Regions from separate parts of the Homo sapiens genome. Here regions 2 and 3 are each linked to region 1. The links are chromatin loops, found by intact Hi-C in ENCODE. Cell type or tissue: endothelial cell of umbilical vein. All regions are shown on one strand.

What was found. A loop is a pair of places that touch in the nucleus more often than their neighbours do. Peaks named below come from ENCODE experiments on the same cell type or tissue, not always from the same donor. Only the 100,000 strongest peaks of a DNase experiment are listed, where the experiment ranks them.
Region 2: it touches region 1 in a loop (9-fold over the local background); 17 of 110 quality-filtered maps call a loop at or near these places.
Region 3: a loop joins it to region 1, with 11 times the contacts of the local background. A loop is called at or near these places in 12 of 110 quality-filtered maps.

Annotation. Positions count from the first base shown.
Region 1 is chr2:186,858,944-186,866,943 of GRCh38, reverse strand. No RefSeq gene overlaps it. Among named protein-coding and RNA genes, the nearest start is that of ZSWIM2, 14 kb to the right of the region's middle. In endothelial cell of umbilical vein, a CTCF peak has its summit at 3,897 (motif pointing left); DNase peaks (open chromatin) are centred at 3,543 and 3,793; H3K27ac peaks cover 801 bases.
Region 2 is chr2:187,294,742-187,302,741 of GRCh38, reverse strand. All of the region lies in intron 2 of CALCRL-AS1 (CALCRL and TFPI antisense RNA 1), which reads right to left. Among named protein-coding and RNA genes, the nearest start is that of CALCRL, 150 kb to the left of the region's middle. In endothelial cell of umbilical vein, a CTCF peak has its summit at 3,414 (motif pointing left); DNase peaks (open chromatin) are centred at 411, 2,371 and 3,391; H3K27ac peaks cover 2,488 bases.
Region 3 is chr2:187,132,681-187,140,680 of GRCh38, reverse strand. All of the region lies in intron 1 of CALCRL-AS1 (CALCRL and TFPI antisense RNA 1), which reads right to left. Among named protein-coding and RNA genes, the nearest start is that of CALCRL-AS1, 130 kb to the right of the region's middle. In endothelial cell of umbilical vein, a CTCF peak has its summit at 2,251 (motif pointing left); DNase peaks (open chromatin) are centred at 2,230 and 3,830; H3K27ac peaks cover 2,132 bases.

The DNA.
Region 1 (8,000 bases):
TCTTGAGGCTCTTTTAGTAGGGAAAGTCTACCTAGAAATAAATGCAACACAAAAGAAAACAAGACCAAGAAAATAAGAAAGAGGATTGTCTTAATGATATCATTTAACCCCCTGCATCCAGCTATGCTAAAGCTAGGTGTACCCTGGGCTTCCAGGGTGCAGTTTTTGGGGGCCAATAAATCCCCATTTTTGGTTAAAACTAATTAAAATAGGATTTCTATACATTACAACTAAACAATTCTTGACTAAAACAGCTGTCAATTATAGCCTTTTTAATTGGCAGAAAATATCATTAGGACTGTTATTCTAAAAACAGTTTTTAACTTCAAAATCATTCCCATGTTCCCGGAATGTCAGTTTAAGATTGTTGCTTGTTTTATTTTACATGATCATTCTGGCCTATTAAAAGCTAAGTCTCTGACAACATCACCTCATGACGCCAAGTTTAAGTAATGCTTTTAGCCTTTTTTTGTCTGCTGTCACCCACTTTTTTTCTTTATGTATATTGTCATAGCAAATAATTTAATGCTAGTTTATATAATTTATTTTAATTAATATTATAACTTGAGTTATGACTTATGTTCTTTTGGGGGATTATGTGTAACACTTTATCTCTTATTTTAGCTAATGAAAGACATGTGAGATTTATTTGAAAGAGAACTTTCAAACTGAATTATATGAACATAAATACGTATTTTGGCGTTTTTTTTCCTTCTCTATATAGCGTGAACACATAATGTGTAAATGCAAATAGGTTCTGTTAAAAGGCCACTCTAGTTCCACTAAGTGAAGACTCAGGAGTCTTGGCTATTGCCAGTCATTGCTAATTCATTTAACAGAAAATATCTGAGCACCCTCTGCCAGGCAGAGTTCTAAGCTTTAAAAATACTGTAGTGAAGAAAGCAGTCAAGCTCTTACTCCTCAAGAGATGAGTGTTCTCAGATACATTGAATCTCCTCCCACCATCTGATGAGAGTGTTCTCTTCAGGATTCATCCCATCACAGTCATTGTCCTAAGTGCCTTTCTAAAATCATGAATCCTGAGGGAAAACTGGAGTCACAGATAGTTGGCCTCGTTGGACATCACCTGACACTTCAGTCCACCTCTACTGAGAACTCTCAAATCTAGAATCATTGACTCCATTATGTCCCTGTCTACCCAGCCCAGCACAGAATTCAAGCCCCTTACTGACCTTACCTCTCATATGTTCTCATTCCCATTCTACTCAATCCTCCTTCAGTTGTGAGTACCAATGCTCTTCTCTTTCCCACTTTTCTTTGTACCCTGTGAGATTATTTTTCTTTTTTTGTTTCATTTCTAATTAGTTTATGTGCAATGACTAAATATTACTTATGATGAAGGACAGTGTTCAGCATACATTTAATTCCTAATTTGGTTGTTTTTATAAATATGAGAAAAATTTTTTGTAATAATGTGGGATAGGACAGGTGGAAATGGATGTTTTGGTATTAGCAACATAAATCCACTATTGAAATCCTTTCATGTTATATGCCAAAAGTCACATAGGGATGTATTATCAAAAATTATATTTTAATGATTTATCAGTTCCTTCAATTGTTTTGAAAGCAAAAAATTAGAAACTCCCTGACGTTCAAAAAATTTTGTTTCTGAATCATTGAGGAAATTCACTTTCTCATCATCAATACAAATTTTTCTTTTGTTTGATGTCTCCATGATTTTATACCCTGGGATGATCAACATCAGATTAGATAATATGTGATTTTGTTTGATAAAGCAAGAGAAGTGTAGTTGCAAAAGGAAAGTAGGAAAAGAAAACAAGTATGATATTTTAACTAAAGCTCTAAGGCCAATTAATATTAGCAAAGAGTGTATGTGGAATGGAGGATATAGACATTAATCTCTAAATTATTTCAACCCTATGTACTTGGTAAAGTCTTCATGGACCTCAAGAACTGTACATATCTCAGTTTGAAGACTGCTGATTAACTATTCCATAAAATCTCAACCTTGGGGCAGCTGGCGTTAGCAAACCTTGAGCTGCCAAGTTCTTTATTCCCTTTCTTTGAATAGTCATATTCCATCGAAGTAGAGTCTACAGTCCGTATTCACTATATTACTCTTTCATGTCCTATGTCATCCTCAGTCATACTGTAAATGGTAATCTCTTCTCATAACTCCATAGCAGAGTCACCAACAATTTCCTAATTCATAAATATGTGCCTTTTATTGCTTATATGGCTGGACTACTTTGCAGCATTTGACCCTGGTGACCATTCTATTTCTCTTGAAATTCACTACTTTGTTGTTGTTGTTTGGGTTTTGTTTCTTGTTTTTTGTTTTTTGTTTTTGAGACGGAGTCTCGCTGTGTCACCAGGCTGGAGTGCAGTGGTGTGATCTCGGCTCGGCTCACTGTAACCTCCGCATCCTGGGTTCCAGTGATTCTCCTGCCTCAGCCTCCCAAGTAGCTGGAACTACAGGACGTGCCACCACACTCAGCTAATTTTTGTATTTTTAGTAGAGACGGGGTTTCACCATGTTGGCCAGGATGGTCTCCATCTCTTGACCTCATGATCTGCCTGCCTCAGCCTCCCAAAGTGCTGGGATTACAGGTATGAGTCACTGCGCCCGTCCAAAATTCACTACTTTTTATGCTTAACACTTTATTCTTTCCTTTCCAGCTTCTTTTTCAGGATTCCCTTTCATTGTACACTATTCCTAAAATGTTATTCTGCAAGGTTTCTGCCCTTGGCCTTTTTCTCTCCTCATTGAACAAACCCTGCCTGGGTAAACTTATCTACTCTCTGACCCATTCTACATCATGATAATTACTGTATCTCCCGCTCAAATATTTTTACAAAATGTATGAGCTTTATAGCCAATGCCTATCAGACAGCTTCAGTTTGCTGTCCACTCCACTGCCTCAAAATGGCAGAATCTGAACTCATTATCTATCCTGCTGAACTTACAACTCTTCCTGGAGTCCCACGTAGTTATGAATGCCACCACCAAGACTTCTAAATTAGAAACCCCAAGGGACTTTCTCATTTCCTAATTATCTGCATCCATAAGTGACCAAGTCTTAATAATTAAATCTCTTACACATATATATTATCAAATTGTCTTTAAATAATTCGTCTAACAAATATTTATCGCATACCTATTACGTTTCAGCCACTTTTCTAATTATAATAAACAGAAAATAAAGATAGACATGCTCCTTGTATTTGTTGACATTTATATGTGTGTCTATGTGAGTTTATATATGTGTGTGTATATATATACATCCACATATACACATATAGGTATATGTATGGCTGATGTTGAGATGAGTCAAGGTCAAGTCAATACAAAGCCAAAGCCAATGATGCTACAGTGATTAGTCAGAGGGGGAATAAATAAGTTAAAAATATCTAACAATAATTACCCAACACGTCCTCTTAACAAGAACACTTATCAGTTGCCATGGCACTAAACTAGTCAATTATTGCTCATATCCTTTAAAGCATATTTATAAACTAGATAACAGATGGTGGAAATGTTATACTTTTGATCTTCCCAGTCAGCCAAATGTCTCTCTTAACCTACTAAAAAAAAAAAAAAACACTGACTGAAAATCCAAAGTTCAGATGCAGGAAACACATTCATTGCTGTCATTTCTGTCAGTAGTTGTTTTCTTTTTCTATTCCCTGATGTATATTAGCACCAAAGGTTAACTAATTTAAGCAGCTCATACTAATCTGAATAGGTAGGGGGAAAAGGAACATTTGAGTAGAGAATAATGATTACAATGCAGAAGATGATTACATTATTAAATCTAAATTTCACATCATCATTTTTGGAAAGATAAATAAAAACATGTTTATGAACAAGCAATGATTTAATGATTGCTAACCCAATAGCATTCAGGTTCACGGTACTATGCTGACACCTAGTGGAATAAAAATAGGATCCCAATGCTTCCAAGAAATCCATTTTTAAGCTTTTCACCCTTAAGCTGTAGAATAAATAATACACACATACACACAGACTCACATGATATACATATCATAAACATGCCAAAAGGCAAGATGGCCTTGGTGCCAATTTAGTGAAAAATTGCTTGAAATGATTGAAAGCAGATGCTGTTGGTTTTCAAATAATACCTCACCAAATTCCATAAAAATTTGGTTTTTAAAAGTAATCAGTAGCTTTTTCTTCATTTTTGTTTTAATCAAATTTGGTTTTTTAAATGTAGCTAAAATAATCAGTGTTTGTTGAGACAAAAATGGTCCTCTCTTCTCTACATCCCATTTCCCCTTCCCCAAACTTACCATTATGCAGATAAGAAACATTTTCAAACATGTAAGATTTGTTTTATTATGCTTTTGCTTTTTTTCAGTTTCAAGGGTACATATACATGTTTGTTATATAGGTAAACTGCATGTCATAAGGGTTTGGTATACAGATAATTTTGTCACCTAGGTTGTAAGTATAGTACTTGGCTAGGTATAGAACTCTAAGTTAGAAATTACTTTTCCTTAGAATTTTGAAGGCATTACTCTTTGTCTCATGGTTTCACTGCTGTTGATGAGAAGTAAAAATCAATTCTGATTCTAGATCCTTTAGTTTCTCTCTCTTTCTCCCCTTTCCTTCCTCTCTCCCTCCCTCTCCTTCCCTCCTCTCTCTCTCCCTCCCACTTCTTTCATCTCTCTCATTCTCTCCCTCTCTCCCTATCTTCCTTTCTCTCTCTCTCTCTCATACACACACACACACACACACACACACACACACACACACCCCCCACAGAGTGTAGGATCTTCTGTCATTCCCCAGAATTATGAAATTTCATGTCCATCGGTCTTGGTAGGACGCAGAGCCACCACCTGTAGGTGTGAACTGCATGACTTCGCTTATGCATACACAGTGCTTCCTTGGAGTGGTTCCATGCCCAACCTATACATCCGTACTCAGCAAATGTGTTATACTTGAGGAGCCCTCGAATCAGTTCCAGGAAATGTTGTAAAATTATTTTTGAAATTTTCTTCCCATTTCTTTTATCTGGTCTCTTTCCGGAATTTCTGTTAATTGGGTAGTGAAACTGTTGTGCTCTCTTCCAATATTTCCTCACTTGAATTCTTATTCTGTTTTTTGTTGTTGACGGTGATGGTGATGGTGAATTAGTTTTTGTTGTCTTTTTTTGTTATTGTTTGATTATTTGGGAGGGAACTTTCTCAGCTCTTACAATTATCTTTTCTTTGTAATAATTTAAATTACTAAAATCTCATTTTTATTATCTTAATATGTCTTTATTATAGCATTCTGTTCCTTTGTTTCTATAGACATCTCTCTAAAAATATTATGCAAATTTTTATGATTTTCTCTCTGCAGAATCTCCGTTTCGACCTCATAGTTTTTTACTTTTAGCTATTTGATCTGCATCTTTTATGTTAAAGGTCACCCTTAGATTTATAAGCCTTGATTGTCAGCTCATATTTTAGAGTCGGTGATGAAAAACCCCAGTTTGAAACACTGAGTGGGCAGGAGGGGCTTTCTGACTGTAAACATCACTGCAGGTAATCTGGCTGGACCATGCCATCAGGGAGCCCCTCTAATTAATATTTACATTTTCATCAGATTCTCTAGAGAAGACTCTTACTATTTTCTTCTTGGAAGGCAAATTTCTGATAACCAGTAATCTAGTTATAGGGTAGAGTAAGGAGGGGGTGGGATTCAGCCTCCAGTATGCATGTTAACTTAATACCACTTTTTTGGTAAGATATCACTAATTATGCTTGGTATCCCTCAATGCCCTTTTGTTTGACCTCCTCCAGAGAACAAATCTCTGCTGATTTACTTGGATGGAGGCAATTACCTAAATTTTCAGACTGAGAAAGGAGAACCAGGAATGTAACTCCTTCCTAAGCAGCTTTCAATTAGTTTTCCTTTTTATAAAATACATCCCACTGGACCCTCCAACTGCCAAAGGTAGCTAATCACATAAATCCTTGGCTCTTTTAAAATTCTTCAAAGTAAATTGAACTGGTTCTTACCTTTTGCAACACAAGTTTAGTATAGAGTTTTCATAAGTTTGCTATAATGCCTACCACTTATCCATCATTTCATTTTCCAAAATTATGTTGCTGTTGTCTCCACTCTGATTCCTTTTGACTTGTGGGTTCATGTCTTTCATAATATTCCTTTACTATAGCTTCAGTGGGGTTTTGGAAAATACATTATTTAGATTCATATGTTTAATTTACCAAGAAGCAACCTTGTGTGCTTATTTAGCTAATAGATCTTTTTGCCACTTGGGTCACTGAGAGGAAAGCCAAAATACACTAAAGATATTGGTTTATAAGTGTTCCAATGCAATAGAACCAAAGATGATATTTAGAGAGTCTAGCTGTGCACTTCCACACCTAAATTACCTTGGAGACATCATAAATTCATGACTAATTCTTCAAAATTTGTGCCTCCAAAACGAGGTTATTTTAAAGGAATGAAACCTCATTAATAGCATGATGTTATATTAGTTTGATGCAGTCTATGTCAATTTACCAGTTAAACCTTCAATTGTCAAAATCCTTAATCATAAATAATTGAATGTAAGATTTTTATATCAACTAAGCCTTCTTTCCTGGAAAAAAAAAAAAAAGAGTAGCACATGAAAGTGAGTCCACACTTACATATCCAACTTTTTAATATGCATCTCCATTAAAAATCTCACAGTTGGCCTAGCACAGTAGCTCATGCCTGTAATCCCAGCACTTTGGGAGGCCAAGGAGGACTGATCACGAGGTCAGGAGATTGAGACCATCCTGGCCAACATGGTGAAGCCCTGTCTCTACTAAAATACAAAAAATATTAGCTGATCGTGGTGGTGTGCGCCTGTAGTCCCAGCTATGCGGGAAGCTGAGGCAGGTGAATCACTTGAACCTGGGAGATGGAGGTTGCAGTGAGCCGAGATCATGCCACTGCACTCCAGCCTGGTGACAGAGCAAGACCCTGTCTCAAAAAAAAAAAACCAAAAAACAACAATAACAAAAAATCACAGGCACCACAGTCTTAACATGTCTAACCTGGACTTCAATATGTTTCTTTCAATCCCTGTTCTGTCTTCTGTGTTACCTATTGGCAAGGGTTTGGGACTCATCTCTGACTCTTCCTTCTCCCTATCATCCATGTCTTTTGGATTTCTAAGGTATTTTGATTCTACACCTTAAACCCATTCTTTCTTTTACATCTCTACAACCATTAAATTAATGCAGAGAATCATTTTTGTTACTCATTTGGTCACAAAAAAACAGAGACTCACTTGAACTAGTTCAAACAAGCAGGTTTATAGTAGTAAATAACTAAGAAATCACACAATAATCTGGAAGGAGGGACTACAATAGAAATAAACTTCAGTGAGGTTAGGACTAGAGAGCGTCATATATTCATGGTAGCTCTGGTGACTTTGGCAGCAGGAGTCCAAAAAGCTTTACTTTAGTGCTTTGTCATTAGTGTGACCATGCAGCACTTCATAAATCTGCTTATTACTATACCCCCATGACAACACCCCCTGCCAGAAAAGAAAACAACCCTTCTCCTCAAATCTTAACTCCGTTTCTAACAAAGGAAGCCTAGACCATCTTTGTGAGCCAGGCCACTGAAGTCAGACTAGTCTGTGAACTCTCATTAAATATAGTGTCCACTCTTGGTCCAAGTACCTGTAAATAGAGGTAAAATGATGCATGCTACCTCCTATGTACCAGAGATTCGAGAAGGAGCGAGTTACCGAGAGATAAGCATAGGTGTTCAGTAGAGCCCTCTTTTTTTTCTTTGTCTTACTTATGCCAACATTGCACAGACCAATGTAGAACCACATCAGTGGAGCTCAGGAAATAATTTTTGGAAATCAAAAGATGGGATAATATTCACATGGATATTTGCTCTGAGGCATCATGTCACTTTAAGATTTCTCCCAGGGAGACTTCTCAGAGAACTAAAAACAAAACTACCATTTGACCCAGCAATCCCATTACAGGGTATATAT
Region 2 (8,000 bases), 440 kb before region 1:
GCTCGCAAGTGCAATATCTTTCCAAAAATCTGTCAATGATTGACTGAATCCACTATATATTTTATAATCTGTTTTATCACCTGTGTACTATGCTTTCACATGATTCAGTTATTTGTTTTTATTGCTTCTTCTGAGTTCTTTCATAAATAATGTAATTCTACCTATTAGTGGTTTCGTTTGTTTTGAAAGTATAATTCTTATTACCAAATTAAGAATTATTACTGTGTACAAATAATACACACCAACAGTGTGTTTACTACTGTGATCCCATTTCTCCTAAGTAACACTGAAATTTCTTTTAAAATGTTAGAGAAGTGTGCCCTTTACAAAAGGAAAATAGAATTTCTGTAAATCAAGTGGTCTGAGACAGCTTGCAAACAGATGGGAAGTTCCTGCTGCTTTTGAACTTTTGCCATGCAAAGTTAGTACACACAGAAAAGCACTCTTCGATGTTCACTTCTTTGTGTTTTCTTCTAAATGGCAATGGTGTTGTCCAGATGTATATTCTAAATGAATTTGCTTTTTTAAAAAATACAAAGAAGTCTTGCCAAATCATAGCTTTAAAAATAACACAGATTGCAGTGAATAGCTGTTTCTAAGGTCAACGTGACATTCGTAATTTTTACTCACTTTATCCTCCTAACAGAAAAAAAAATTAAATTACTATATAAGTTGTTAATGGAAAGAAACATATGATTTTCTTTCTTCAGGTTAGTTTTCCCTGTTTATTTAGAATTGTGTTGCAATGTTAAAGATATACTTCTGAAATTAATAGAAAATACAATTTATTATGTCATGGTCTGTGGAAAACTTACGACACAAGTATAAAATACTTTCGCTCCAGTTCGAAACATTTCTTCAAATGTTTAGATACTGGAAGCGGAAATAGTAAACAGTACATTTTCAGAGTTTATGTTAGCCTTAATTTGTCAACAAAATTGCAGAAATATTATACTTGAACATTTTATACTTTAGCATACATTCATAAATGTATTGTTATTAAAATGGAAAGTCCTTTTAGGAACAAAGGGCAAATTTTGATTATGCCATTTAAAAATCTAAATTATATGGCTGCTTTCCATATAATCACTGAAAGCATTACAGACTTGGTTAAAACAGAAAATATTAGAAAAAAATTTGGGGGTACACTATAATAATTACTTTTTATTAATCTCAGAACTTTATGTTATATCAGCTAAAACCAAAATCAAGCAAAATATTCTTCAAGAGAAGAATGAATCCATAACAATTTATGATATGCTTTTTTTTTTCTTTTCTTTTTTTATTATACTTTTAAGTTTTAGGGTACATGTGCACAACGTGCAGGTTTGTTACATATGTATACATGTGCCATGTTGGTGTGCTGCACCCATTAACTCGTCATTTACATTGGGTATATCTCCTAATGCTATCCCTCCCCCATCCCTCCACCCCACAACAGGCCCCGGGTTCTGATGTTCCCCTTCCTGTGTCCAAGTGTTCTCATTGTTAAATTCCCACCTATGACTGAGAACATGCGGTGTTTGGTTTTTTGTCCTTGTGATAGTTTGCTGAGAATGATGGTTTCCAGCTTCATCCATGTCCTATGATATGCTTTTAAAATATAGATATGAAATTAAGCAATGGCTTCAGAAGGTTTATTTTTGGTACTTCAGTGGTTAAAATAATATTTCTCCACAAAGCCTTTCAACCATGATATTGGTATATGGGCTCTGTTATTAAATCAGTTAAAATGAGTAAGAGATTGCATAAAGCTTGCCTTCAGTAAGTAGTTCTCCTAACTTTTAATTTTAAAAGCAATATTAATTTTCTATCTTTGAACCAATATTAATATTAATTTTATATCTTTGAGCAATATTAATTTTCTGTCTGAAGCAATATGTTTTAGACATGCTACTTCACTGAGCACAAAATACACTGATTAAAATTTAAGAAAGAGAAATGTAAACAAGTGTGATAATAATTAGAAAGCACTGAGTGTGACTCAAATAATTCAGAGAGTAATCCAATAATTAAAATAACCTACAAAGTAAATATTTACATTTTGTGAGTGCCAAGGGAAAAACGTGTTTATTAGTAAAAAAGAAACCAAAAGGTTTTAATCTGGTAGGAGCAATTTTCTCTTTTGTCATTAGGGCTTCGAAAATAATAGAGGGCAAGGGAGAAGATGGATAGGTAAGCACTTGTAATGTGTATTTTAATTGTGGCTTTCTGATTATGCCCTTGTGCAAATATTATTAAAACAGCAGAAATGTTTAAAGTCCTGAGCATTGGCAGTTTTTTGACAGGCTTATGGGAACGATAGAGCTTCTTAGGACTTACTTCCTCTAATAATAAGGCCCCAATTCAAAGAATCCCTCTGTCATTGCAATACAAAAATACTTGTGTTAATTTTGGCTGTAATGATCACTTTAGTTACAAGTAGACAGTGAACTATAATTTGGTTGCAAAATGTTATGCTCTATGACAGTGCAAAAAACATATTCATCTATACTGAGGTAAGTACTAATAACATACTCATTCAACAAAAATGCTGGAGAGCCAAAACACTATTCTACATTTACCTTTGGAAACAACCTCACTACAAGACGGGGAGAAAAGATATATCAACCAAAAGTTTAATACAATGTTTTAAATTATACAAAGGAAATATATATAAAATGCTGTAAGTGCATCAAATAGGAAGAAGGCAGTAAGACTACAAATAGCAATGTTATTAGTAGATCATTCTCAACTTTAAATGCCATACTAATAACTTTGGGCAATGAAGAAATATCAAAAGGTTTGTTTTCCAACGGGACAAATCTCTTTTAGCCATGTGAGTTCTCACACTGATACAAGCATGACAAGTCATCTTTAGTCAGGAGGAATGCTATCCAAGACTTCAGAATTAATCCCCACAATCCCATCCAAAAGCTATCATGTATCCAGACTCTCAACCTGTCCCCTAATTCTGGCTTCCTGCTGCTCTCCTTTTGCTGTGATACTTGGACCCTGCTCTTGGCCTTTGTTCTTTAGACTGAAACCTTAAAGACTCTCCCTCTGCTCAACCTGACACTCCTCATGCTCACCTAGACTGGGTTATCTAAGAGTAGTCTTGGCTCTGGTCTCTCCTAGTAGTTCCTTCTTTGAGTATTGTTTCCCACACACAGTATCTAGTTATCCATGCCATGGAGAATTGTTTCAAAGATTAAAATGTGATAATGAGAGTGAAAACAATACTGCTTTTATATTCTTATAAAATTTTATATATTATATTGGCTACTGCCCTTGGTACAAAGACAGTGGATTAGTTTCTTGGTTCTCCTACACTTCTCTATTGCTAAATGTTGCACTCACTCTCCAGGGGTCTTTAGTCATACTCTTCATCTCACATCAGGGCACTTGGTCAAGTTCAGATTTTTGGCCTGGGCTGCACTTTGCTGCCCTCTTCTGATACACAATCATTATGCTTTTGATTTGACAAACTAACCAATTTTCAGATCTCTGTGGATTTAACCCTTTTCAGGTTTCTACTATCTATCACCATTTTTAATATTCCTGCCTATAGCAATTATTGCTCTTTCTATAATATTTAAGCAGGCTGAAGATGAATACTTACAGGATAAATTACTGTAACTGCCTACATTTAAATTAATGGCAGCAATAAAACTTGTCCTGTGTCCATGATTATCTCAACTATGCCAAATTATCAGAAATGATCAATAACTAAAGGAGGATTCAAGTTAAAAGCATAGCTATACACTAATTACCATAAACACATATTTTTCTTATTTGTTTGCAATAAAACCTTCTGATATACCTATTTATTCATTCATCTGCTCAACAGATATTTATGTTTGTTTTGTATCTGCTTCTATCCTGTAGAATGGATACTTTATTTATTCATTCACTCAACAAAAATTTATGTTTGCTATATTTCCGCTACTAACCTGGAGAGGCACTGACTCAAATAACTTACAGTCTAGTGGAACAAATATTTGCATTTCCAAAAGTGGTACTGGGGGTCTGTGAACACATTTTAGAGGAAGACTAACTGTGCCTGCAAAAGTCAGAAGAAAAAGCCTTTCTGCATACTTATAGTATATTATCAAGAAAGAATGGAAGATATAAAAACAGACAAAGGAGGGAAAATCATTCTGGGTGGAAACAATGGCAGATTCAAAGATATGAGGGCATGACATGGAAAGAAATTATTATTTAATGACTATTACATAGAAAAAAATTCTGAGAAGGACAAGTAATAAGGCTGGAAAGAAAGACATGAGTCAGATCACAAAGGTACTTAAATTCTTGGTAAAAGATCTTAGATTTAAACCTGTAGTCAATTAAACAATAGGCAGCCATTAAAAGAGTTTTAGTACAAGAGTAGCGTGGTTGAAATTGCATTTTGGAATTAAATACCTACTTCTTGACTTATGTACTGAAGTAGAGGATGACATGACAGTGGCAATTAGACTAGGGTTGCCAAAAGCAAAATAATTAGGACACATTTGGAAAATATCTTGAGTTTTAAGTAGAACAATGTAGAAAGCCATAACAAGATGAGAAACCAGAAGCAAATACTGTATTTTGACTACAGTGCAATAATGAACAGGAGATTTGGAGCTGTTAAAAAAAAAGCCATGTTCAGACATATCCATGTAGTTTTCTAAATTTCAAAGACACCAAGAACATTTCAGACATTTTTCAAGTCAGAAGATGTTCCTAAAGCTTATCTTATATGACAGTCAGCTGTTCAAATTCTTCACATTCCCCTTTGCCTACTAAAATTCAGGCTTTCAGTATTTAGACTTCCCTAAGATCTGTTCTCATTTACTCTGTTACTATTTCTTTAAATATTTTATGTCAGCCAAAGTGGATTTCATTTCCCCCTAAAATCACTGTTTTTTTGTCCTACTCCTCTTCCAACCCCATTAATTTAATTTCTATCAATGTTTATGAACTATTTTAATTTTACTGCTTTCTTTAATCTTTTAGTTATGCCTGCATATGCTCTATCCTTTCTTGGTGTTGTCATACTAGCTTGATTATTCTCTATAAGATTCTTAACATGTTTAAGCTGTATCTATAGTTCTTTTTGTGCATTTCTGAGCCCTCTATCCTGATACTAAAATGTACTTGAAAATATGCTTCATATGAGTTACTTGTTTTTTAACTACTTGAATTTTCTGGCACAAGTCTGTGTCCAGAAGAATTCTCAAAAAACAATAACAAAGTGATAGATAAAAAGAAAAAAGTTGTGGAAGGAGGCAAATTACTGTCTAGTTTTAAATAATTCTGAACAATAAATCAATATGATGAGGTTAACGGAGAAAATAAATCTCTGTTAGCTGGAAAGTTTCATTGTTTTGACTCATAAAACCTTATTAGTCAATGATTTTCTCGTATGTAAAATCTCATGTATTATATAATTCTGGCCAAGTAGAGTAAATGAAATTCAAGGTGAGTTATGTAAGATTACCTTGGAAGCAGAAGCATCAAATCATAAGTGTCATATGAGGAAACCATGTATAACAGATTCCATGAGAGCTCAATTTAAAAATATGTTTTTGCTATGATGAAATGCTATAGCGCCATCTTTGATGAATGAACACAGAAGCACATTCTCATACAAGAACAAGAAAGCCCTAGAGGGCCATCAAGTCAAGCTGATGTACCATTCAGGCACTGTTTTTCTTATTCCCATGATATCTATCTCCTGCATTCTTGATCAGCCCCAGTAACAGAAGCTCATTTTGCTGAGACATATCTCTGGGCAGTCTAGCTGAAGCTATTTCTTCCTCTCTCTCTCTCTATGCTATTAGTTAAGAGTATTTTGGTATTTTATTGCTCTTTTTTTCCAGACAGCGTTATTCAGTTTCTCATCAGTAACTCGTGTACACCAAAACCATCCCCATCTTTCAGCTTGATGAGAATTGACTGTATTCATCCAAGGGATATTTACAAACAAATGCTTGACAGTTTTAAGCCACTAAAATTTTATACCTACACTTGTGTTTGAACTTTAATTACTTTGTAACTGTGGGACATATTTTAACAGATGAAAGATGAACAGATCTTCTGATAATTAATTTAAGGCTATTTATTTATCAGATCTCTTATCTGAAACACCAAGTGATAAAAGGCTGAACTTTTGCGTCAGTAGAAGATAGGATTGCACAATTTTTTAAATAAAAGGTGATCACATTGATATGGTTTGACTCTGTGTCCCTACCCAAATCTCATCTTGAATTGTACTCCCATAATTCCCACATGTTGTGAGAGGAACTTGGTGGGAGATCATTGAATCATGGGGGCAGTTTCCCCCATATTGTTCTCATGGTAGTGAATAAGTGTCACGAGATCTGATGGTTTGATAAAGGGAAGTCTGTTTCCCTTGGCTCTCTTTCTCTTGCCGCCACCATGTAAGATGTGCCTTTCACCTTCCATCATGATTGTGAGGCCTCCCCAGCCACGTGGAACTGTAAGTCCAATAAACTTTTCTTTTGTAATTTGCACAGTTTTGGGTATGTCTTTATTAGCAGCGTGAAAACGAACTAACATACACGTTTTGCAAAAATTTAAATCCTCACTAATAAATCTGCAAAATAAGCATGAAATTTCAAATTAAGTATATAAAACAATATTATACATTAATTATAGATTCATATAAAATTATAACAGACATAGGAGCGATAAAAACCAAGCTCTCAAACCGAGGCGGGCGGATCACGAGGTCAGGAGATCGAGACCATCCTGGCTAACACGGTGAAACACCGTCTCTACTAAAAATACAAAAAAATTAGCAGGGCATAGTGGCGGGTGCCTGCGGTCCCAGCTACTCGGGAGGCTGAGGCAGGAGAATGGTGTGAACCCGGGAGGCGGAGCTTGCAGTGAGCCCAGATCGCGCCACTGCACTCCAGCCTGGGCGACTGAGCGAGACTCCGTCTCAAAAGAAAAAAAAAAAAAAACCATCTCTGGGGAGAGACATAAATGAGGAAACTTTAAACTGCATCTCTTATGTTTTAATTCTTAAAAATGAGGCAGAGATCTAAAGCAAATATGACCAAATATAACGAGTTATCAAAACTGAATATTTTGTAATGAAATGGCTTCTATGTATTAAAGCCATACTAACACCATTAAGTCTTTTGCCTCTTTTATTTTATAGAATAAAAACTGCAGCAGATAGGTTAAGTAAGATAGCCCAAATCGCCCAGCAAATAAACACAGAACTGGGCTGGAATGCAAGCATTTTGGCTCCAGAAGCCATGTTCTTAGTCACTACATTACACTAAATTACATTTTATTTATTTACTTATTTATTTATTTATTCAATTTTTATTGATGCTTAATGTGGCTCTTAAAGTATACAAAAACATAGAATAATCAGAATATAAATTAGTTTAGAAAATTCTTTTTAAAAAATGTTTACATAGAAGCTTTGAAAACTTGTGCTATGATTTGTGAATAGATAGAAGGTTAATATGGACATTTGTAATGACTTTCATTCTCACGACATAAATTAGGCACTGTTTCACAGAAGTATAACTTTACAAGACATGAAGAGTAGGAGCTTAAGTATTTTAATTAAAAATGCCTAAATTCTGATTATTTAACATGTTGATGCAGCCATCCTTTGGATTTAGAACAACTAGGGTATTTTTTTTCCACCCTGTTTATCTCTTAAAAACAATGGTTTGAGATTTTTCTCAAATGTCAGGGTAGGAATGAGGGGTATGATACTTACAAGTTCCAAATCCAGAAGGTTAGATATTTCTGAATTATTTTAATGATGCCTTAATAGAAAATTGTTCAAATATATTTTTACCTGTGGTATGCAGTTGATTTAAATATTTGGAGTAATGTATGAAATTAATAGTAGAATGACTTCTTATCCTTAGTACTTCTCATCCTTAGTACTTCTCTACAAAATTTCCTTTCCACTGATATCCCACCAATTCCAGACACTTCAGTAGCCATAAAAATCCAATCTGTCTCCTATTCTCAGCATGAAT
Region 3 (8,000 bases), 270 kb before region 1:
TGGTCTTTACATTGAACTGCAGATTAATTTTGGAAGTGAGAAGGTTTTACATCATTAGTCACATTTTTATTAGAAAAATCTATTGTCAATTTCTAGGCAATTCCAAATGCTCAACAATAGCTTCGGTAAGCTCCAAGAGATCTACTATTTAAAATGGCATTTTTGTTTTTTAAAAAGTTTGAATCGATAAACAAATATTTACAGATATATTTAGCTTGAAAAAAGTACTGGCATTGAACATTCTATAATACATCTGTATTACCTCTTAAGAATTATGATTTTTGTAAGAGTTAATAAGCATTATAAAAAATTAGATATTAATAACCCAAGGATAAAAGAATATTTTATAAAAATGTCATACATATATACATATTCTCACCCTTTTCACCAGATCATTAAATTATTAAATAACCATAAATGAGTCAAATATCCATTCTTTGCCATTACCCCATCCCAGATCAATAATCCTGATTCATGATAAAATTTGAGATCCACTGTTTTAAAATAAAAATTAAACCTGGGAAGTAATAGTCACTTTAAAGCATAGCCTTTACAAATGGAGAGTAATCTGTATTAAGAGACTATCAGGTGAGTAAACTAAAAAACCTTTGGTTAAAGTGTGGATTCCTTTTGTCTCCCTAACTTCTCTGGAACTATTATAAATATCATCATTATCTTAATAGCATGTTTAATCTATGTTTAAATTCTCTCTCCAGTTGTTCAACTCCTTCTAGTAGGTTGAATAATAGCCACTCAAGTATATCAAATCCTAATTTCTGCAACCTGTAAATGTTACTTTATTTAGAAAAAGGGTCTTTGCACAGTAATTAAATAAGGATCTTTGGGTGGGGAGATTATCCAGGTGAGCCTTAAATGCAATCACATGTGTGGCCACAAGCCAAAGACTGCTGGCAGCCACCAGAAGCTGGAAGAGACAAGAAATGAACTCTCCCCTAGAGCCTCCCAAGAGAGAATAGCCCTGCCATAACCTTGATCTCAGACTTCTGGCATCAAAAACTGTGAGAAAATAAATTTCTGTTGTTTTAAGCCACTCAGTTGGTGATAATTTGTTACACCAGCCACAGGAAATGAATACACTCCCCTATGAGGGAAGGAACTTTTTATCATTTTCATCTTGTAGCCTCACTGCCTGAAACAATTGTTGGTTTAAACAGCAGTTCTAAATCTTGATTGCAATTCAGAATAATCCCAATTTTTAAAAAGTTACTAACGCCCAGATGAAATCTCCCCACTACAGAAATTCTGACTTAATGGCTCTGAAATAAGACTTGGGCATTGGTATTATTTTTAAATCTTCAATTATTTAGTGTGTAATCAAAGTTGAGAACCACAGGCATCAAGAGGGACTGAATGAAACGGGAGTTAGTAAGGTCTAGTAGCTAAGAGCACTGACTGGAATCAGACTGCCAGGAGCCCAGTCCAGCTCCACCATGAACTAGCTGTGTGAGCTGGACCACGTTGCATACTTCTCAGTTTCTCCATCTTTTAAAATATGAGATGATCAAATTATCTTTATTATAGGGTTATTTTGAGGCTTAAATGGGATAATTCAGATGTTTACAAATATAGTGTCTCCCCCATTGTAAACGTTCTATAAATGTTAGATCTCAATGTTGGGAAAAAAATTTAATTTCACATTTCTTTAATCAATCATTTTAAACTTAGGTTAGTTAGAAAGACTAAGGATTTTAATCAAAAAAAGTCTTTAAAGTTTATATAAACAATTCTTATTAATAAATTTTGTTTCAGTTATTTAAATTTGCTGAGCCTCTGAAGTTGTTAGACAAAAGTTCATAACCAGTAATCCAGAGACTTTGACAAGCAAATTCTTTAAAATCTTACAATTGGATCCCTTCTATTGACTTATGCAACATGTTCTCTTTTAATGTAATTGCATTAGAATTCTCTTGTTTAAGTTAAAATTCGTAATGCTTTGGATAGTAGAGTATGGAGCAACATTTTGTATATAGTAGAGAAATGGCAATCTTTCCAAAGAAGTTTTTTCCTTTTTTTTTTTTTTTTTTTTTTTTTTGCTTTCCCAAATCCCCATCTGTTTTGCTGATGTGCCAATATCTGGGGTCTGTTTTTCATAATATCATTTTGTTTGTGAGGTTGTCTGTTCCTGAGAGTTCAGAAGCTGGCTGACAATAAAAAAAGTGACCCTGATGAGGCCAGAAAATATCTTGAAAAATAAAGCTAAAGCCAAGAAAGACACTGCACCCTGCTGGCCAGTGGCACAGAGAGCCTCAGCAGAAGAGGAAGGACAGCAGCTTTGGACATTCCTCTAGAGTCCCTCCTTGGTGGCTGGAGACACTTCCAAAAGTAGCGACTGAATATGAGAATTGCATCAAAACTGCTCATGTCCCCTCCTGCACCCATGAGTGGTTTAAACAAAACAACTCTTTGTGGAAAAAACTGTTTAATTTCACAAAGAGAGATAAGAGAAATGGCAAATAACATATACTTAAAAAAAAAAATCTCTGAAACATCAAAAAAAGGCAACTAGGAAGAGGGACAGAAAAACAGAGTTTAAATACTTTTTAAAACTATTTAATAGTTTTGTGTCCATATTTAACTAAAAGAAGACAGTTTGAGAACTGCCTAGAGATGTTTACGTTTTCCTCTCCGATAATTTTGCACAACTGATAATTTTATCTAATATACTCAACACTAGGAGAATGAGTAAGTCAGAAAGGACGATTTTCTTCCCTTCTATCTTTAAAAGGGGCAAAAAATTCTTAAAGAATTTTCTAGGCAATTTATCTTTGCTGCAATTTTACGTGCAATTTTCTAGTGTTGTATGTGGGTGAACATTATTAGTCTATGTTGTAGATGCTATGAACATAAGCATACAATCTTTTAAGTTTTACCTACATGTGAAAATTGCCCATGAAAAGAAGTTATTATAACCACAGTAAGAATATTTATTCTTTAGAATTCCCACTTGCTATAACAATAACATAAAACCTTTAATCTTATATCATTTTCTATTTTTATTCTGGGAGAAAGCATGGATGCTATGAATTTACACTGGCATTATATCAAGGGTTATCCTTGATTTAAAGATTATTTTCATTCTGATGGAAAATAAGAAGTCTTTTTTTCTTGGATAATATGATAGTGTGGTGTCCTTATGGGAGGTGATGGATAGAGGTTTGAAAAATGCCTACAAAGCAGCCTATGAAAATTCCTATGATAGAAGATAACTGGGAAGAATTCATGGACTACTGTTTTTTTAAACCTCAATTTTATCAACAAATACTGCAGAAAAAACAGGTGAGTCCAGAGTGCCCAGGAAATGTGCAAACACTCTTTTTAACAGTCCAGCTCAGACTCCATATTGCAGGCTATCAGCTGGACAGCCATTGAGCTGGGCTTTCATTTGTCAAGAGGAAAAAGAAAGAATGTGATCCCACCGTAGCTCTGTTTAATTACTTTCAAATAAAGTAACTTAGAATGCTACAAATATGTAAGAAAGGTGGGGTGGAGTGAAAAAATGTCAAGAGTATTATAAACCTAACTTTGGAAATACCAAATTTCCTAGTTAGTTCTATGTCTATGCAAATTAAAGCATGCATTCAGGAATCAGCTGTACGTTTCTAAAACTTTTTGTAAAATTCCATTTCAGTGGAGATATCATGATGTGCTATATCCCTTTCCCCTCCCTCTGGCTTTAATTCAGGTGATAGACCGGAAAAGGAGAGTTCCAGAATCCCGCCTTTTCCCAGCTAGGCATAGCTTTTTCAGCTTGAGGTATAACAATTGTAGGAAATGGTGAATGATGGAAACATTTTCCTAGAAGGGGAGTTTGAAACCTAGGACAGCCACTCCTATTTGAACTATAACTACTTACAGAGGCATGAATCGGAGGAAGCTTGCCACATGGAGAAAGCCTGAACAGACCAACTTGACAGAAGACTAGATTGTCCCTTCCTGAAAGTGATGGACTAACACACTCCCAGGATGCACCTTCCTCTGACATTTCCTGAGCTTAGCCTCATTATTTAGCTACTCCTAGGTTTCAGTGGAAAGGATTACAACCTACATTTTTTTAAAGAATACATTTAAAAAGCAGCTGCTAATAATACTCTCAAGCAATAAACCATATATGTATACTATTTCCCTCATATGTTAGCATTTCTTACAAGAGGCAAGTTGCAAAGGAAACACCTTAAAGATGGCTTGGCATTTTTAAGCACTCAAAGGAAATTCAACTGCTGAGAGGCTGGAAGAAAACTCATATTACCTGTAGTTTGAAAACAAATCATTCCCATTCCTCATACATAAAATTTACAGTCGGTATTCAGATGAGAGTAAATTATTCAGTAGCTGTCAGGATTTTCATTTCTCAAAAACATAAAATAAATTGCCTTGGTTGTTGTCTTTTAGCTCTTTTTCTTACAGTTATAAAAACAATTATATAGGAGAAGCAATTTGTATTCAAGATGATTTAAAAATGATATTGTTATTATACTAGGCAAGGATGTTATTTACAGGATGGAGGTCAGCAGAGTTTTACTTGCATTTTGCTTTAAATACCATTGAAATAAATATACTATTCTACAGTTAAGAAATAAATTAATATGTACATTTTGTAGGGTGTTTTAGGATTCATTAATTTTTCCCCAAGGACACGTGTTTAGGAATGGGGCAAGTGTATGAAAACGAAGTCAAGGAGAAAGGCCATTTATCACAGAGGCCTCAAGATTAATAATTAACAAACCATAAAGAGGTAGCAGATTAAATGCAAGTAAGGAACTTTAATTAAACAATAATCATGAGGATACAAGGCATTTCCTGAGGATTCATCTTTGATTAGAAGTTGTTGAAAGCATTTGGCCTTTAATTCTAGCCAGCCCTTAATCCCCAGGAAGTTTCCTGTGTCTTTACTTTATTGCTATTTTAAGATATATTAAAAGTTTTCACAGAGAAAATGGTAGATGATCTGCCTTATTTTAAAACATAATGTAGCTCAAAGATATTTAGAACTCTTTAGCCATTTCTCAGCATTTCATACAATTCTGGGTAGTATATTATATATAGTATTACTACATACACTATTCACAATAGCAAAGAATTGGAACCAACCCAAATGCCCATCAATGATAGACTGGATAAAGAAAATGTGGCACATATACACCATGGAATACTATGCAGCCATAAAAATGGATGAGTTCATGTCCTTTGCAGGGACATGGATGATGCTGGAAACCAGGAAACTATCTCAAGCAAACTACTACAAGGACAGAAAACCAAACACCACATGTTCTCACTCATAAGTGGGAGTTGAACAATGACAGCACATGGACACAGGGAGGAGAACATCACACACCAGGCCTGTCGAGCAGTGGGGGGCTAGAGGAGGGATAGCATTAGGAGAAATACCTAATATAGGTGACGGGTTAATGGGTGCAGCAAACCACCATGGCACATGTATACCTATGTAACAAAACTGTATGTTCTGAACAGGTATCCCAGAACTTATAGTTTAAAAAAATAAAACACATAAGTAGCAAAACCTGAGGACTAGAATGTATTTACTTATTTATGCATCACTTTGTTCTCAAAAGGATGTGATTCAAAAGTATAATCTAAAATCAAAGCATGTATAACTCATTCAATTATAACATGAAATTATCTTCATTTTCTAATAATGTTTACCAGCAATGCTCTGTCAAACCACTTTTCTGGTGAACAGAAGACTTCTAAAAAGATTTGACAGTTTGATTTTCTAACTTTTGTAAAAGGCTTATGCCAATTAATTTGACTTTGTCCTCTTCATTTTAAAGCTTCAGTTTCATGATCAATTCAAAAGGAAAAGGGCATCTCACATTTTAGCTGTTGGTGAAGTGGAAGTCTCTGCTCTGTTGGTCATCACTGCTAACCTATTGCTTGCCTACAGAGCAAGAGTGACCAGTTTGACCTCAACAGGCATCATTAATGAACAACTCAATTCCCAGTGGCTTCCTTAAGTTTTGGTGGTCCCTGACAAGATGAGGTCACATCTTGCAACTGATACCCAGATTGTAACACCATATAAATTCCTCTTATGTCCAAACTTCTTTTGTGGTGTTCAATATGTAGTACTGTAAATAGGCATAATTTATCTTCTGTATATCTAGGGAACCAGGAATTTAAGGGAGGGGACAGATCTTGACTCACTCTATCAAAATGCACTGTTATATCTTCAAAGGTCTCTCCTCCTAATCTGATATCATGAGTCAGGTCAACAATCTTGGTGGATAAGCAGTCATTCAACTGGAAAGGAGATGTCAGTCTTCTCTTCTTCCACAGTTTAGAAGTTATTTTCTTGGGATTTTTCAGTTGAGAGCTAAGGAATGCCTCCTATTCACAAACATGAATATCCTCCAAAAGGATGCCTTTATCTCCCTTAAATTTGTGATATCAATGCTGCCAATGCAGTGTAGTATCATCCAAAGGCATGATGAGTCTCATGCCTGGAAGTGGCCCTTCTTCAAACTCAATTTCAGGGAAACTGAAAACATTGCTTTCAATAGTTTCCCTGGAGACTGGGATTAAATCTTTCCTTGAGCACTTACACAGATAAAGTAGCTAACCTCTGTGGTTTGTGGCATAGGGATATTTCTCATTTGTGAATTAAGGATAACAAAAGTACCTACCATATAGTGTTGTGAGAATTAACTATGTAAACAAACACACCTCATTTACCTCCTTCTGTTCACAAAAATCCATCTCTACTTTTGTCTGTCTCACTCTGTGCCCTGGGAGGCTGGCCTCTAAACTGCAGCATCCAGCCTCCCTTGCCTTCAGACATTGAATTGGTTTCAGTCAATTAGAGAGACCAGCAGTAGACATCAGGGTATTGCCTCCTGCGTTGCTTTCTCTGTGATTTCGTGTTATGATCTGGCAGAAAATGTTTCTCTATATCGACAGCTTTGTCTCCTGACTTCCAGGTCACCAGTTCTTACCTAGCTCTAATAACATTGCTCTCTCTTTTTGCACCTTCACACCTGCAGGCAGTATGTCCTCCTACTGCTGCAGGTCCATGGTTCCCTGGTACAGTGACATCCAACATCCAGGTGTCAATAAGTACTTCACACTGTCTTTCTACATATTAAGATTTTTCACTGGATGTTGTTTTTCAACTGTATTTTTATTGACATATTTTCAATTATTACAAATGTTTACAGGACCATATGATTTAAATCATATTTAGTTATGTATATGCATAATTCATATCCATACACATACACATGCAACTGGTCCATAATACTTAGCACAGAATGGTTCTCTCCACATATCACATTATTCTTTTTGTTAGATAAGCTGACATCAGATCCTTTGTTTAAAATTTACAATGGCTTTTCATAGCATTTAAAATAAAATCCAAACTCCTTACCAAACCCAACATAGTTTGAGTCCAAGTACTTCCAAGTACTTTTTTTTTTTTTTTTTTGGAAACAGAGTCTCACTCTGTCACCCTGACTAGAGTGCAATGGCATGATCTCGGCTCACTGCAACTTCCTACTCACAGGTTTGAGTGATTCTCCTGCCTCAGCCTCCCAAGTAGCTGGGATTACAGGGGCCCACCACCACACCCAGCTAATTTTTTTTATATTTTGCAGTAGAGATGGGGTTTTACCATGTTGGCCAGGCTGCTCTCGAACTCCTGACTGTAAGTGATCCACCCACCTTGACCTCGCAAAGTGCTGGGGGTGAGCCACTGCGCCCGGACAACTCCAAGTACTTTTTAGACCTCTCTCCTACTACCTCTCTTTTGCTTACCATGTTCCAGCAATACTGGACTTCTCATTATTCCTTGACCCCACCAAATTCACTAGCATACTTGGGAAACTTCCTCCTGCTTCCACAGTGAAAACACTTTACTATGTCTTTCTATGACTAGGTTCTTCTCATTTGGCTCTGATAAAATGTCAGTCAAATAGCACTCCATTGCAGTCACTTGCTATTCCCTTCCTTGCCTGCTGTTATACTTC